Regions from separate parts of the Homo sapiens genome. Here region 2 is linked to region 1. A link is a contact called in ENCODE Hi-C or POLR2A ChIA-PET data. All regions are on one chromosome and are shown on one strand. Each heading gives the region's core, a stretch centred on a gene start or an enhancer-like site at or near the end of the contact. The rest is flanking DNA. Distances are from core to core; before and after follow the strand shown. Region 1 holds the start of LINC03117 (long intergenic non-protein coding RNA 3117). Region 2 has its middle 39 kb from the start of LINC00524.

Region 1 (6,532 bases), core at 3,015-5,514:
TTTATTTTTAAATTTTATTTATTTATTTCATACTTAGGGACATTTACTACAATTTTCCCCCCAGCTTTTATTTTAGGTTCAAAGGTACATGTGCAGGTTTGTTACATGGGTAAATTGCATGTCATGGGGTTTGGTGTACAGATAATTTTGTCACCCAGGTCATCCGAATAATACCTGAAAGGTAGTTTTTCCATCCTCAGCCTCTCCCCTCCCTCCACCCTAGAGTATGTCCCAGTGTTCCCTGTTTCCTCCTTTGTATCCATGTGTGCTCAGTGTTTAGGTCACATTTATAAGTGAGAACATGCAGTATTTGATTTTCTGTGCCTGCGTTAATTCGCGTAGGATGACGGCCTCCAGCTCCATCCCTCCAGCTCCATCCGTGCTGCTGCAAAGGACCTGATGTCTGATGTTCTGTTTTATGGCTGCATCGTATTCCATGGTATATAGGTACCACATTTTCTTTATCCAGTCCACCACTGAGGTGCATCAAGGTTGATTCCATGTCTTTGCTATTGTGAATAGTGCCGCAAGGACACATGCCTATCTTTATGGTAGAAGGATTTGTATTCCTTAAACACGTTTTTAAATACAGGTATTTTTATGGTGGGAGAGGCCCATGAAAATCGTAGTGCCCTCTGGGGGAAATCTCATAGAGCCACTGGTTACTTCCCAAGCTCAGGCACTCAGAAGGCCCAGGAAAGCTCCTCAAAGGCATGGCAATGATGAGGTAAATACGACCGACCGCAGGGCCGTGGGTGCTTCTGGCCCCTCTGATGTCCTGCACGGTCATCGCAAGCACCGTCAGATGAGGTGCCTTGGACAGCGTCTCCTTTTCACAGCCCTGGGGGATGGAAGTCATGCCTGTGTCTGTACCCAGACCTGGGGGATGGAAGTTATGCCTCTGCTATACTCAGCCCACCCCATATCAGCACTGCTGTCCAGTACAAGCCCCCGCCAGGGTTTGCAGACCAGGCTCAGTGTGTTCCTTCATTCCAGCCTGTCTGAGGGAGGCTGTGGCCTGTGGCCAGGACAGGAGGGACTGAGGGGGCCCTGTGAAGAGCAGGTTGTCCAGAGGTCCAGTTAGCGGCCTTGGAGAATACTGACAGCAGCACTGCCTCAGCCTCACTCCTTGGTGTGCAATGTGGGGGCTTCTCTAAGGAGGACGGGGGAGCTTTCTTAGGCTAAACATCCAGGGTGCCGTCCTGCAGGTGCTCACTTTGACACCTCACCTTCACTTTGTGGCTCAGGACAAATAGCGTGGGGAGAGATAGTGTTGAAGTGGAGGCAGCAACCGCAGGCAGCTGGTCCCTGAGACTTGTCTTCAGAGGGAACTGAGACGGGACTGCAACTGGAGGTGGGGGGTGGGTGTGGGGGCCAGGCGGGTTTCTGAAGACCAGGAATACTCACTTCAGCAATGGAGACATTCTGCCTTCTCTTTTGCCCACTCAGTCCCATTTGTTGTTTTGCTTTGTTTTTATAAACTTTTATTTTGGAACAATTTTAGATTTATAGAAAAGTTACGATAGTACAGAGAGTTCCCGTTCGCCCCCCACCCGGTCTTCCCTTTGTGAACCGCGCACATTACCGTGGTACATTTGCCAGCACTCAGAAGCTGACATTGGGCCATTGTTAACTCAATTCCAGACTTTATTTGGATTTCGCTAGTTTTCCCATTAATGTCCTGTCTCTGTTCCAGGACCCACGCCAGGGGACTTCATTGCATTTAGTTGTCACGTCTCCCCCGGCTCCTCTGGTCTGTGTCACGTTGTTTTTGATACCTGCTCTGGGCCAAGACTAGGACCAGAGAGGTGAGCGAAGAGAGCTCTGGTGGCTCCGGGCCAGGGGTCGGGCAGACAGGGCGCCCTTCCATGGTGCTGGAGAGCTGGCAGGACAAATGGCCTGGGCTCACAGGGACGGCCAGCAAAGGCAGGCACAGGGGGCTTTGGAATTGCTTTAAAAGGGGAGAGGGGGCTCTGATTGAAAACCCAGCGTGAATAATAGCATCCAGCACTGTATTTTGATGGGATAATTGTTTTATATTTGTAAAGATTCTTAATTATCTCCAGCAAATGCATTTAGCTCACTTGGTAATTGAATTAAGGAAAATGTTTTTTCAAGCATTGTAAGTCATTGCTATAATAAAAGAGAAGGAAGAATGACTTTAAAGTACCTCCCTACATGACCTAGACAAACTTGTTATGACTGAAAGCTGAGTAATCCCATTAAGGCCTTAGTTGGTTCTAATAGAACAGGCATTCTGGAGATGCCAAATGAAAATCGCAAGAGATGGTGGAAACTTCCTTTCTTTGGGAAGCCTCTGTCGACCCCACTTCGAGCGGATCCTGCCGTCCTGGTGCCCTGGGCATACTTTTATTTTTGTGCTTATCACACTGACCTGTGATAGCCTCCTGGTCAGCCTCAACTCCCCTTTATCCCCTACGTGTCCTGAGAGCTCAGATGGACGGCATTTGCCCACTTCAGTATTTCCCAGCACAGTCAATAAAGGAGCACATGAGATGCTTCCCAACCTGTGTGAATACCCTTCCTGACACAGCAGAGAACAGTCCTTCATAAATCCTGTGTCTTTGGAGGGACGTTTTCTGGCACACTGCGGCAGCTGTGGCTTGCAATGTCTAAGTTACCAGGATGTCGGTGGGGAGGGCCCTGACCAGGGCGGAGTAGGGGGACCTGCAGCGTCTGGGAGCATGAAGCCTTGCTGCTGGAGTCTCCAGGCTCGCCAGGCAGGGCTGGGGGTGGCGCTGGGAGGAGCCCAGACAGATAGGCCCTGAGCTTTGAAGAAAAATCAATATTCAGCAGGGAGTTGATTGTGTCATAAACGTCTCGAGTTGCACTGCCACTTCCTGGCCCCTGAGTGGCCCAAGGTGAGCTCTGCTGAGGAGAGAGCTGCCCTGCCTACCCCTCCCCTGCACTGCCTGTCTGAGGTCACAGAAGGAGCAGGAGAAAGGCAGCAGGCATCTTAGGTGGTAAAGCCACTCAGTGAGCCACAGCAGCGAGGCGAGGATGGTGGCTCCCTCTTTCTTTCGGAGGTGCATACATTCAACAAATAACTACTCAATGCCCACCATGCCCAGTCCTGGGGCCAGGCTCTGGTGATGCGGCCAGGAGCCCGGCAGACAGTGTGCTGCCTGCATGGAGTCTACAGTCCTGTGTGGAGATCAATGTTGAACGGGGAAATGAAACAGAAAACTGGCCAAGTAGAGGCTGATAAGCGTCATCCAGCAAAGCAATGAACAGGCAGGTGGAGGCTCGGGAGGGCTGGGCAGGGCTGCTGCAGATGGGCAGGGCTCTGGGCACTCGGCTGGGCAGGAGCCTGGGCAGTGGGGGGACTGGCTCCCAACACAGCCACTCCCCAACCACTCTTGGCTTCTCTGCTTCCTTCCTTCTCTCCCTGCCTCCTTCCCACACCTATGCCCAGGTGCTCCTGTAGCTCTGGCTTGCGTAGGGACACTGCCAAGTGGCCCATCCCCTTCATTTCGTAGTCCAGATGCTCTGACAGTGACCCCAGGTGACCGCCCATGCATCGCCTGTCCTGGTGGGGGCCATCCTGTGCCATCATTGGGGGGGGGGTGCAGTGTGCATGACACGGCACAGCATGGCTCATAGCTGCCCAGCACCAGGGGCTGAGGGGGTGATGGGCATAGCAGTGAGCATTCCATCTGGGATTGAGTCCTGCTTGCCTCTGTCAGGGGATGTCCTTAGGCAAGTCCCTTAACATGCATGTGCCTCAGTTTTGTCACCTGTAGCCCAGTGCCTCATGGTGCCAAGGAGGTCACAAGCATGAAGCCCCTGGCAGGGTGTGCCGGGCACGTGTGCACATGCCCCCTGGAGGGGATTCATCATCGCGGGCGGAGCTCTGCAGTTCCAGCCTCCTGAGGGTCCTGATGCCTCACGAGGCCAAGAGGCAAAGGGTTTTGTAACTTACATAACCGCAGAGAAAGGCAAGGTTGCTGCTCACAATGATGCTTTCACAGGGCGGCTCTGGGACGGCATCCTCACCCGACTATATGGAATTCCACATCCTTTCCGAATCTTGGTGTTACACAATAGTCACTGAGATATCATGTACCCCATTAACGTTGAGACTTTTATGTATTTACAATTCAGCTTAAATTTTTACCCAGAGAAGTTTTCAAAATGTAACATGTGTTAGTCACTGTGTGAATTGCGAAACCAAGGAAATATCTCCAAAGTGCTGGCCTTGACAATGTAATCTGGCAAGGCTTGGGGAGGAATAAAAATAACACTTCTCAGCATCGCCGTCTCTGAGGGCAGGAGTGATCTGGAGCCCTCCCCAAGCCCACAGGTAGTCGGGCGGCATGTGCGGGCCTGGGGGGCCCCACTGGGGTCTTCTCTCCTCTTCCCCGGCCCCTCCCCGAGGCCAGGACAAGTCCTGCCTGCCCTGAACGGGGGCGGCTGAGCCCAGGTTGGGGTGGTGGTGAGACAGGGAGACTGGGGAGCTGGGCACCCTGATGGGGGTTCTGGGCCTGCCACTCATCAGCCTGGAGGTCCGGGGCTTTTCCCCAACCCCCTGTGCACGGAAAGGTTTAGGGGCCATGCCCCAGGTGGCCACAGCGACGGGAAGCTCCCTGGCTGCCTCAAAGGGCTGTTCTGTGGGGGGACCTGGTCCAGGATGATGGAGGGGAGGCAGCAACTGGACTTTTCCCCTTGCAGCTGTAAGGATAGCTTGATTTTTCTAAGGACAACAACCCTGTGTCTCCCCACTGAGTTACAAGCCCGCAGGTGGCTTGATGAACATGTGGTTTCTGGATGTGACATGAAAGTTAGCATTTGCGCGCTCTTTGGTTTCCCTGGGTTTGTTTTTCTTGCTCTTACAGTCCTGAACTATTCCCAATCGTGTTTATGTTGAGGCAGAAGACATGGCTGTGGAGTGTCGGTGCACCAGGGTCTGCCGGGTCCCCGCCTCCCCATCCTTCCAAGAGGCACCAGCTGCAAGGCACGTGCATGTGCCCTCCTGACCCCCCGGTCCCCAAAGAGCCTGCTCCCGTCACTCCAGGCAGGCACTGTTGCTGGGATTTCAAGGCAGCTGAGTGCAGAGCCCACTGCAGAGGCATCAGCCCCTCCCAGGCCTCTAGGAAACCTGCTCCTCCCCTCCCTCCACAGGCATCTGCTTACAGCGCCAGCGGTGCCTCGTGCTCCACCTGGAGCACCACTGTCTGTCAGGGACACGGGCTCCCAGAGGGCTGCACGTGAATGATTTCCGACCCTCACAACAGCCAGGAAGTAGGGACTGGGATTGTTCCCATTCTGTAGATGAGAAGACTGAGGCTTGGGATAACGTGCTTGCCCAAGTTGGCATGGGCAGTACAAGACAAAGCTGGGGTTGCAAATGATCACGCTTCCTATTCTGAATATTTCTTTTTCTGCCACCTTCTCCTCTGAGTGCTGGCTTTCCCTACTTACCAAGCCCCCAGCTGCTCACTGCGGTGCCAGAGCACCCAAGAGCCTCCTCTGGCAGTGCCATGGCCCACAGCACACTCCCCTTGGCTCTATCAGGCCTCCCTTTTGGCTTGAGTGCCACCCACTCACTCCTCTCCTGCTTTCTGGCATCGTTATTTAATTGTCCAACCCTGGTCTGCTCAGTTAGACCGTAAACTCTGAGAGGACGAGGAGTCTTCGCCGGCTGCCCCCCGGGCCTGGCCTGGGGCTGCCACGTAGCTGAATCTCAGCCACACTTGCTGTAGAATGATTTGTTATTATTCTCTGAGGCTGGGTTTCCACGTGGCTGGGCACAGGAGGACAGAGTCCCCCTCCCCGTCCAGGTCCTTGGCTGGCCAGCATTTCAAATGATATTGTTTCATATTAAATTATTTTAAATTCCATGGACCCTGGTTTCACAATCAAATAATTCGATCTTGTTTACAAATGGAATTTTTAGTTTTTGACGGTTTCTTGCTTTGCTGGGCTGGACGGTCAGTGAATGCGTGTCCTCCCGTGCCCTCCAGTCCATCTCTGTTGCCTTCCCCGGGATGCCGTGGAGGCCGGGAACCGTCCCCAGGAGTGGGGACGTGGTCAGGAGGGTGGGGTCAGGCAGCCCTGTGCAGGCAGACAGCTCACAGTGCTCGGGGCCTGGAGGCGGGGGCGTTCTCTGCTTGCCCTCTTCCAGCTCTAGACATGAGAAAACCCACAAAGAACAGAATTGGAAGGGATCTTTGACACACGTGATTCCAACATCCCCTTTTACAGTTAGGAAACTGAGGCACAAGATCCTGGTTCTTGGGGTTGGGCCTTGGACCCAGCACTGGGTCTTTGCACAGCCTCCTCAGGACTGATCCACACTTTGTTCTCTTCCCCACCAACCCCATCACTTCCCGTTAGGTGCCACTTACTGCTTTCACCTACCGAGACAGAGAGAGGGAAAAGTGTGACCTCTGACCTCTAGGAGCTAGGAACCCAGTGTTGGGAGGGGAGCTGCGGAGGAGGAGACAAAGGAGGCACAATGAGGTGGACCCTACGGGGTTGGGAGGAGCTTGGAAGGCAGTTCAGAAAGGAC
Region 2 (6,532 bases), core at 1,768-4,267, 110 kb after region 1:
TTTATTTACAAAAACCAGGTGGTGGGTTAAATTTGGCCCTTGGGCCATAGTTTGCTGACTTTTGATGTAGAGGGGTTTGGGGAAAACTTTGGCTGAATTTTATTTTTTGGAGTAGTTTGATTCTTGAGATTTTCATTATCAAGCTAAGTCACCAGTATGACACAACTCGATGCCTAGGAATGGCGACTTCTTTGATGAGTGTCTCTTCCAGGAGAGCCACCCAAGAAGGAGAGTTGCATTCACTGTGTCTTCAGTGACCAGGTCTTGCTTACAGATTGAGGGAAAGCCTTCGCCGTGCCAGGAACTGGGACTTCTTTCCCGAACTGGAGTGTGCGAGTACTGCAGTGGCCTGACAGCCAGTGGTTTCTGGAAGTGAAACAGAACAGAGCTCCTGCAGAGGAATTTCTGATTCTACTTTTCCTCCAGGTCCGACAGAGCAGAGAAAGCCAGTAAACATTTGCCAGGTACATGGTGGGGCTGGCGAACATTGTTGGCTAATTCACGTTTTTATTCGAACACAGATGGCTGGGCCCCTAGGAAACCTGGATGTTGTTTCCCTGTTAGTCTGAGTTCAGAAATACTCCCATGTCACCAACTCTGTCTTTGTTCTTATTATAAAATTATTACTAATGAGAGCGGCCATTTATGAAGTCAGTTCTCTGAGCCAGGCGCTGGGCGAGGCACTTTGCATTCATCTCAGTCTTGACAACAGTCCGGTGGAGGTAGGAGGTCTTGACCCCGTTGACAGTGAGGAGTGGAGACTTACCAGGTGACACAAGTGCTGTTCATCAAACAGCTGTTGAACGATGAGACTGGGAGTGAGACCAGCTTTGTTCACCTACGAAATCTATGCCTTCCACAAAGCCATTTCCACTGGGATCTGAGAGGTGCCTCCGGTACCACTGTATAGTGAGCCCCATGGCCTAGGTTTCCACTGGGAAGACCCCAGCTCCAGCCCTCCTTCCTTTCCTGTCTGGGTCCTTCCCAAGCTCTGCAAGAGGATGTGCAGGGTCAGCTGTGCAGAGTGTGTGGTGGATCCTCATCATGGCTCGAAGCCCATGTTGATGTGGACATCGCCCAGCTGTCCCGAGGTCTCCAGGGCTGATGTACCTCATGGGACCCAGTGTGCCAGCCTAAAGAGCTTTGCCCTACCCTGCTGGGCACCTGCCTCACTTCTCCATGACACCTCACTTCTCCATGGTGCCTCCCTACTCCTCACCCCAGCATCCTTCTGTCTGTGCCCAGGGCCACCCATGTGTGCTCCTTACAAGGTGCCCTTACCACACAGAGGCAGCTATGTGTTTCCTCCCCAGCCAGACCATGAACGCCGTATGTCTGGGATCTGGGTATCTGTCTCTGGGAATCCCCCGTGCCTAGCATGGTGCCTGATGCACAGTAGGCTCTCAGCCTGTGTTTGGTGACTGCACAAATAGATGTGTGAACTTACATGAGCTCTCGCGTGACATGATTTAATGTCATTCTTATAACAACTCTGAAGTGGGCAGAGTGTGTATGACTGTCCTCCCTTACACAAGAGAAAACAGGGCCCCTTCCGTGGGGCTGGCTGAGGACCCGATGGTGGGCCATAGACCAAAGTCATGGTACCGGTGATTGCATTCCTCCACAGAGCTTGCAGCACATCTGAGCACTGATTTAGGTCTTGGACCCAGCAGTGTGCATCATTCTTTAACCTTTACAAGACTGTAGAAGGCTGGTCTTACCTTATTCCCATTTTATGAAGAAACCAAGGCACAGAGAAGCTGAATATTTTGCCCTGGTCCTGTGCTCCCTGAAGCTAATGCCCAAATGGGAACCCTACGCGAGGGCACAGTCTCAGCCACGCGGCCCCAGGCGGCAGTGAGAATGAAGAGAAACGCCTGGTATGTGCTAGGCTGGGGCCTGGAGGCCCCTTCCCTGGCTTCTCCCAACCAAGAGCGCCTGTTTCTCAACACCTGCCAGGGACCGGGTTGCTGGCAGAGGGCATGGCCAGTGTTGTGACCTTGGAGATGGAGAAAGGAAACCAGTGCTGGGTGCCTTCCTCCCTAGCATCCCCGGGAGCCCTGGTCCTTCTCAGAGTGGCCGCAGGAAGCCTGGTGTGGTTCTGGATGAGGTCTGGGAGAGGGCGATGAAGGAGGAAGAAATGGCATCCCGGTGAGTCCTTTCCTGCTCCTTTAAGGCTTATGGAGAAAGGAAATTCATGTGGTGGCGAGGACGAGCTGACGTGGAAAGATTGCTGGCTTCCAAGCAGGAGGCTGTGGTTTCAGACTCTCTGATTTTGTGGCCTTGGGCTTGTTTCTGAACCTCTTTGAGGCGCAGTTGAGTTATTTGCAAATCAGGGATACAAGTACATGCCCTGCAGGTCATCTCTGACGCATTCTTAATTCCAGGCTTTGAGGATGCTTTGGTGGCCTCATTCACTGGGACTTACTAGCGGGCAGAGGTTGTGATTATAACGGAGGCCTACAATGCACGGGGTGTTTCATCCTCACCACCGCCTGGGAGGTGGCCATGGGTATTTCCATTTTACAAGTGAGGAAAACTGAGATCCCAAAACATAAGGGGTGTGCTTAAGGCCATACGGATCTAAGTGGCAGAACTGGACTCCGGGCCCAGCCACGCCACGGGCCACCTTCTCTCGGCCTGGCCGCCGCTCACCCCAATGCAGCATGTCCTGTGCCCGACTGGACTGGCCAATTCCAAATATGCTTTGAAAAGATTTATTAGACACATCAGGAGTTTTCATCAGCTGGATTTTTTTTTTCCTTTCTGGGTTGTTATTATTTTGCATCAGGAAAAAAAGGAAAAGAATTTAATTCATCCTTAAATGCTGGGAAGAAAGAATGCAACAACAAAAAAACACCACTGCCAGGGAACAGCATGAAGCCAGAGGGTGAGGAGGGTGAGGCCTGACAGAGTCCACCGGGCGGGGATGCAGAAAAAGTCTTGCCATTGGCGGCTGTTCCCTGGGGGTTCACGAGGCCCTCTTCACGGACCTTCTTGGCTGGCGCATGAGTTCTCTGGCCAGCTGGCCACTTGGTAAGTGTCCACAGGCAATGCTTGCTGTAAGGAAAATTAGAGGCACCCAACTCTGAGTTTAGAGGGTGCTATGGCTAGAATGTTTGTGTCTCTCCAAAATTCATGTTGAAACTTAATCCCCAATGCAATAGTCTTACGAGATGGGGCCTTTAGAAAGTGATTAGGTCCTCAGGGCTCCACTCTCACGAATGGCATCAGTACCCTTATGAAACGGCTCCAGGGAGCCTGATTGTCTCTTCCGCCCCTTCGTCCGTGAGGACCTGGGACAAGCGCCACCTCGGAAGCAGAGAGCAAGCCCCTCCAGATGCTGCCTCTGCCAGTGCCTTCATCTTGGACTTTGCAGTCTCCAGAATGGTGATAAATAAATACCAATGATTTAGAAATCACCCATCCCAAGATGTTTTGTTACAGCAGTAGGAACGGATTAAGACAGGGGACCATGTGGTGTTTGTGTGACAAAATGTTTCTGGTTCTCAACTGGAACAACTGCTGGGCACCGAAGGCCCAGGAGGGAGGCAGGCAGTGGGGTGAGTGCTGCTCCCCACACCAGCCCTTAGGACAGAGGTAAGCAAGGGCGGTGCCTGCACCTTCCATTTTTCTTACGTATAATTAAGGGTCCCAGTCCCTGCCTCAGGGAAAATAGAGAAGAGAAGAGCCTGTCTCCGCACACAGTGGTTTATATGTAAATGTGTGTCTAAGGCCGTGGTCCTCACCAGCTTTCTACCTGGGGCCGGGCCACATAAGCATTCTGAGCACATGTGTTGAGCTTATTTGTGAAGAAAGGAAGTTGGCTTGTATATGGGCATCCCACAGCCCTGTCTGGTTTTATGATTTCATGCCCTATGCATGTGCACGTCATTAGATATTTGACCAAGGGGCGCAGCAGAGGGACACTGACCACTAAAAGTGCATCGTCACAGAGGCTTCCCAAATTCCGCCTGTGTTCATGCCCAGCCCCGTCACTTCCCTCTGTTTACTGGGCCATGCCTGCTGCCTTGGCGTCTGCCTCCCCATGTCCAGGAGCTCCCTGTGGGCAGGAAGCTGTGTATGGCTCCTGTGATCGTACCGAAGAATTCAGAGTCATTGCTACACTAAGGACAGCCACGTGCCCACCCAATGGCAACCGGGGCATAAAACTGCCCAGCAGGGATCAGCACAGAACACTGATGTGCACGAGGGGTGCTGGAGAAACCCGCTCGCCCTCCACGTGGAACCCAGGGCACAGTGTGAGACGGATTTGGACAGATGCCCTGACCCTCCGTGGGCACACACTAAGCAGGCCCCACAGCAGCGTGGACCGCCCCGCGTCCAGTGTGATGGCAACTGTCCAGTCACAGAGACACAGGACGGTGCCACAGGCCTCAGTTGGCTGTGCATATTAATCGCATGCCTGCTGTGCCCATGGAGGCAGTGCGGAGGGGGAGGTAGGGGCTGGAAGGAGGAGGAGGGGGGTTGGGCAAGGGAGGGTCTGGAGAGCCACAGGAGCAGGCTCTCTTTCCATCAGCTCCCGGAGCCCTCCCCTCACCCGCTCTTCTTCTCCACACCTCTGCTTTCATCCTCTGAGGCTGGCCTCCATCCTCCTGGCTCCCAGCAGCGGGGGCTGCCTTGTGCTCCCTAGGCTGTGTGTGTGCAAACTCCTGTTTGCCTTTGCACTTCCCCAGGGCTTCTCCTGCTGGGGCTGGAGCCAGGGGACTGGATCCTGCTGGGGCTACAGCCCTCCTTCCCCAAGAGCTGTGTCTTGGAGAGTGAGGAGGAGTCGATGCGGAGGGGAGAGGGATGGCGAGGTGGAGAGGGTGAGGACACAAGGCACCCAGAGGGATAAGGAAACTGTGTCCTCCGTTCCCCTGAGGCTGCAAACCCGGTGGGGGACCCAGTTCAAGTCAGAAACATCTGTAGGTTCAAACTCAGGAAGCCAAGACCAGGAACACCTGGAAGAGAAGTTAGTTGCCTGAAGATTTTAAAGTCTCTGTTGGAGAAAGTTTTAGCTCGTTTCATGGGTGATTGAATCGCAGCTGTTTGAAGTTATTGTGAAGTGATGTGCAGACATGATTTAGTAATCATCAAATGTTAGCTATATACTGCAGGAAGGTATAAGGGGTGACGCCAGTTCTCCCACCCTACTCCAGCCCCACGCCACTCTGGGCTCAATTCTTCTGATGAGTTTCTCCCATAGCGCTAATTGAAATATTTGTCCTGGGTGCTGATTTAGCTGTTTAAACCCATTTGTGTACCCCCCAACAAAACACACTAGAAAAGACGAGGTTTGGCTCAGACTCGCCCCGACACCACCCAGCTTCTCAATCTTTGTTATTGTTTTTGTTATGTTTAAAACTTTAAATATGTTTATGCAATTTTTACACAGTTTATATATATTATGAATTAAATTCTGCAAACAAGGTCGTGTTTATATATAAGTGTAGTCCACCCTTTCTTTGTTTTGAGTTTTTTGTTGTGGTGCAATATATCTAACATGGGATTTACCATTTTGCCCATTCTCAGTGTACAGTACAGTGGCGTTAAGTACACATACGTTCCACCACGCATCTCCAGAATGTTTCGTCTTCCCAAACTGACACTCTCTCTGTTAACATTAACTCATCCTCCCCTCCCTCTGCTCCTGAGAGACACCAATCGCCCTCTGTGTCTGCAAATTTGACTTAGGTGAGGTCTAGAGGGGGGAACTCTACTGGATTTGATCTGTAGTCCACTCTTTCTGAAATGACCAACTTTTTTTTTTTGAGATGAAGTCTCACTCTGTCGCCCAGGCTGGAGTGCAGTGGCGTGATCTCAGCTCACTGCAACCTCCGCCTCGCTGGTTCAAGCCATTCTCATGCCTCAGCCTCCTGAGTAGCTGGAATTATAGGTGCCTGCCACTGTACCTGGCTAATTTTTGTATTTTTAGTAGAGATGGGGTTTCGCCATGTTGGCCAGGCTGGTCTTGAGCTCCTGACCTAAGGTGATCTACCCGCCTCGGCCTCCCAAAGTGCTAGGATTACAGGTGTGAGCCACTGCCCCTGGCCTTGAAATGACCAACTTTCAACCGTGTGTGCATCTACTCGTCCTGCCACATGAGATGAGGACATCAGCCACGTGCCAGGGTCACACAGCCACTCAGCTGCAATTCTGGGGATCACGCTTGGGTTGTCACACAGCCACTCAGCTGCAATTCTGGGGATCACGCTTGGGTTGTCACACAGCCACTCAGCTGCAATTCTGGGGGTCACGCTTGGGTTGTCACACAGCCACTCAGCTGCAATTCTGGGGGTCACGCTTGGGTTGTCACACAGACTCCAAACAGCCTCCGCACCCCCCTCGTCCTGGGATCTTGGCATGACTAGGCATCAGGACTGAAGGGATGGGAGGCTCTTTGGGAAGTCCCCTCTTACAAAAGAGGCACATTGCTGGCTGGGGTTTGTGTCAGGGCCCTGAGGGCTGGCAGGCACAGCTACCTGCTGGTCCCAGGTAGCTCAAACGCCTCTGTGCTGTGTGAGGAGGA

Evidence for each region. A loop is a pair of places that touch in the nucleus more often than their neighbours do. ChIA-PET counts read pairs that join two places held with the same protein, here RNA polymerase II (POLR2A). Pooled maps may share reads with other maps.
Region 2: a map of ovary shows a loop between it and region 1 (3-fold over the local background). The contact joins the enhancer-like site here to the promoter of LINC03117 in region 1. A Hi-C loop is called at or near these places in 6 of 168 maps with a recorded cell type or tissue (ovary, prostate gland, testis and 1 more) and 3 of 50 pooled maps. POLR2A ChIA-PET finds 5 or more read pairs at or near these places in 2 of 52 experiments (HepG2 and PC-9).

The regions. Positions count from the first base shown.
Region 1 is chr14:101,473,522-101,480,053 of GRCh38, reverse strand. It overlaps LINC03117 (long intergenic non-protein coding RNA 3117), which reads left to right and starts at 4,264. Exons shown (of 4, transcript XR_944220.2): 1 at 4,264-6,532. RefSeq lists a silencer at 2,688-2,871 and enhancers at 3,558-4,235, 5,539-6,317.
Region 2 is chr14:101,365,841-101,372,372 of GRCh38, reverse strand. No RefSeq gene overlaps it. Among named protein-coding and RNA genes, the nearest start is that of LINC00524, 39 kb to the left of the region's middle. Within about 2 kb of position 3,017, at least 3 of the 41 ENCODE cell types and tissues checked have a DNase peak (open chromatin) inside an H3K27ac peak, as active enhancers do; they include ovary, testis and uterus, where a contact is called at or near this core.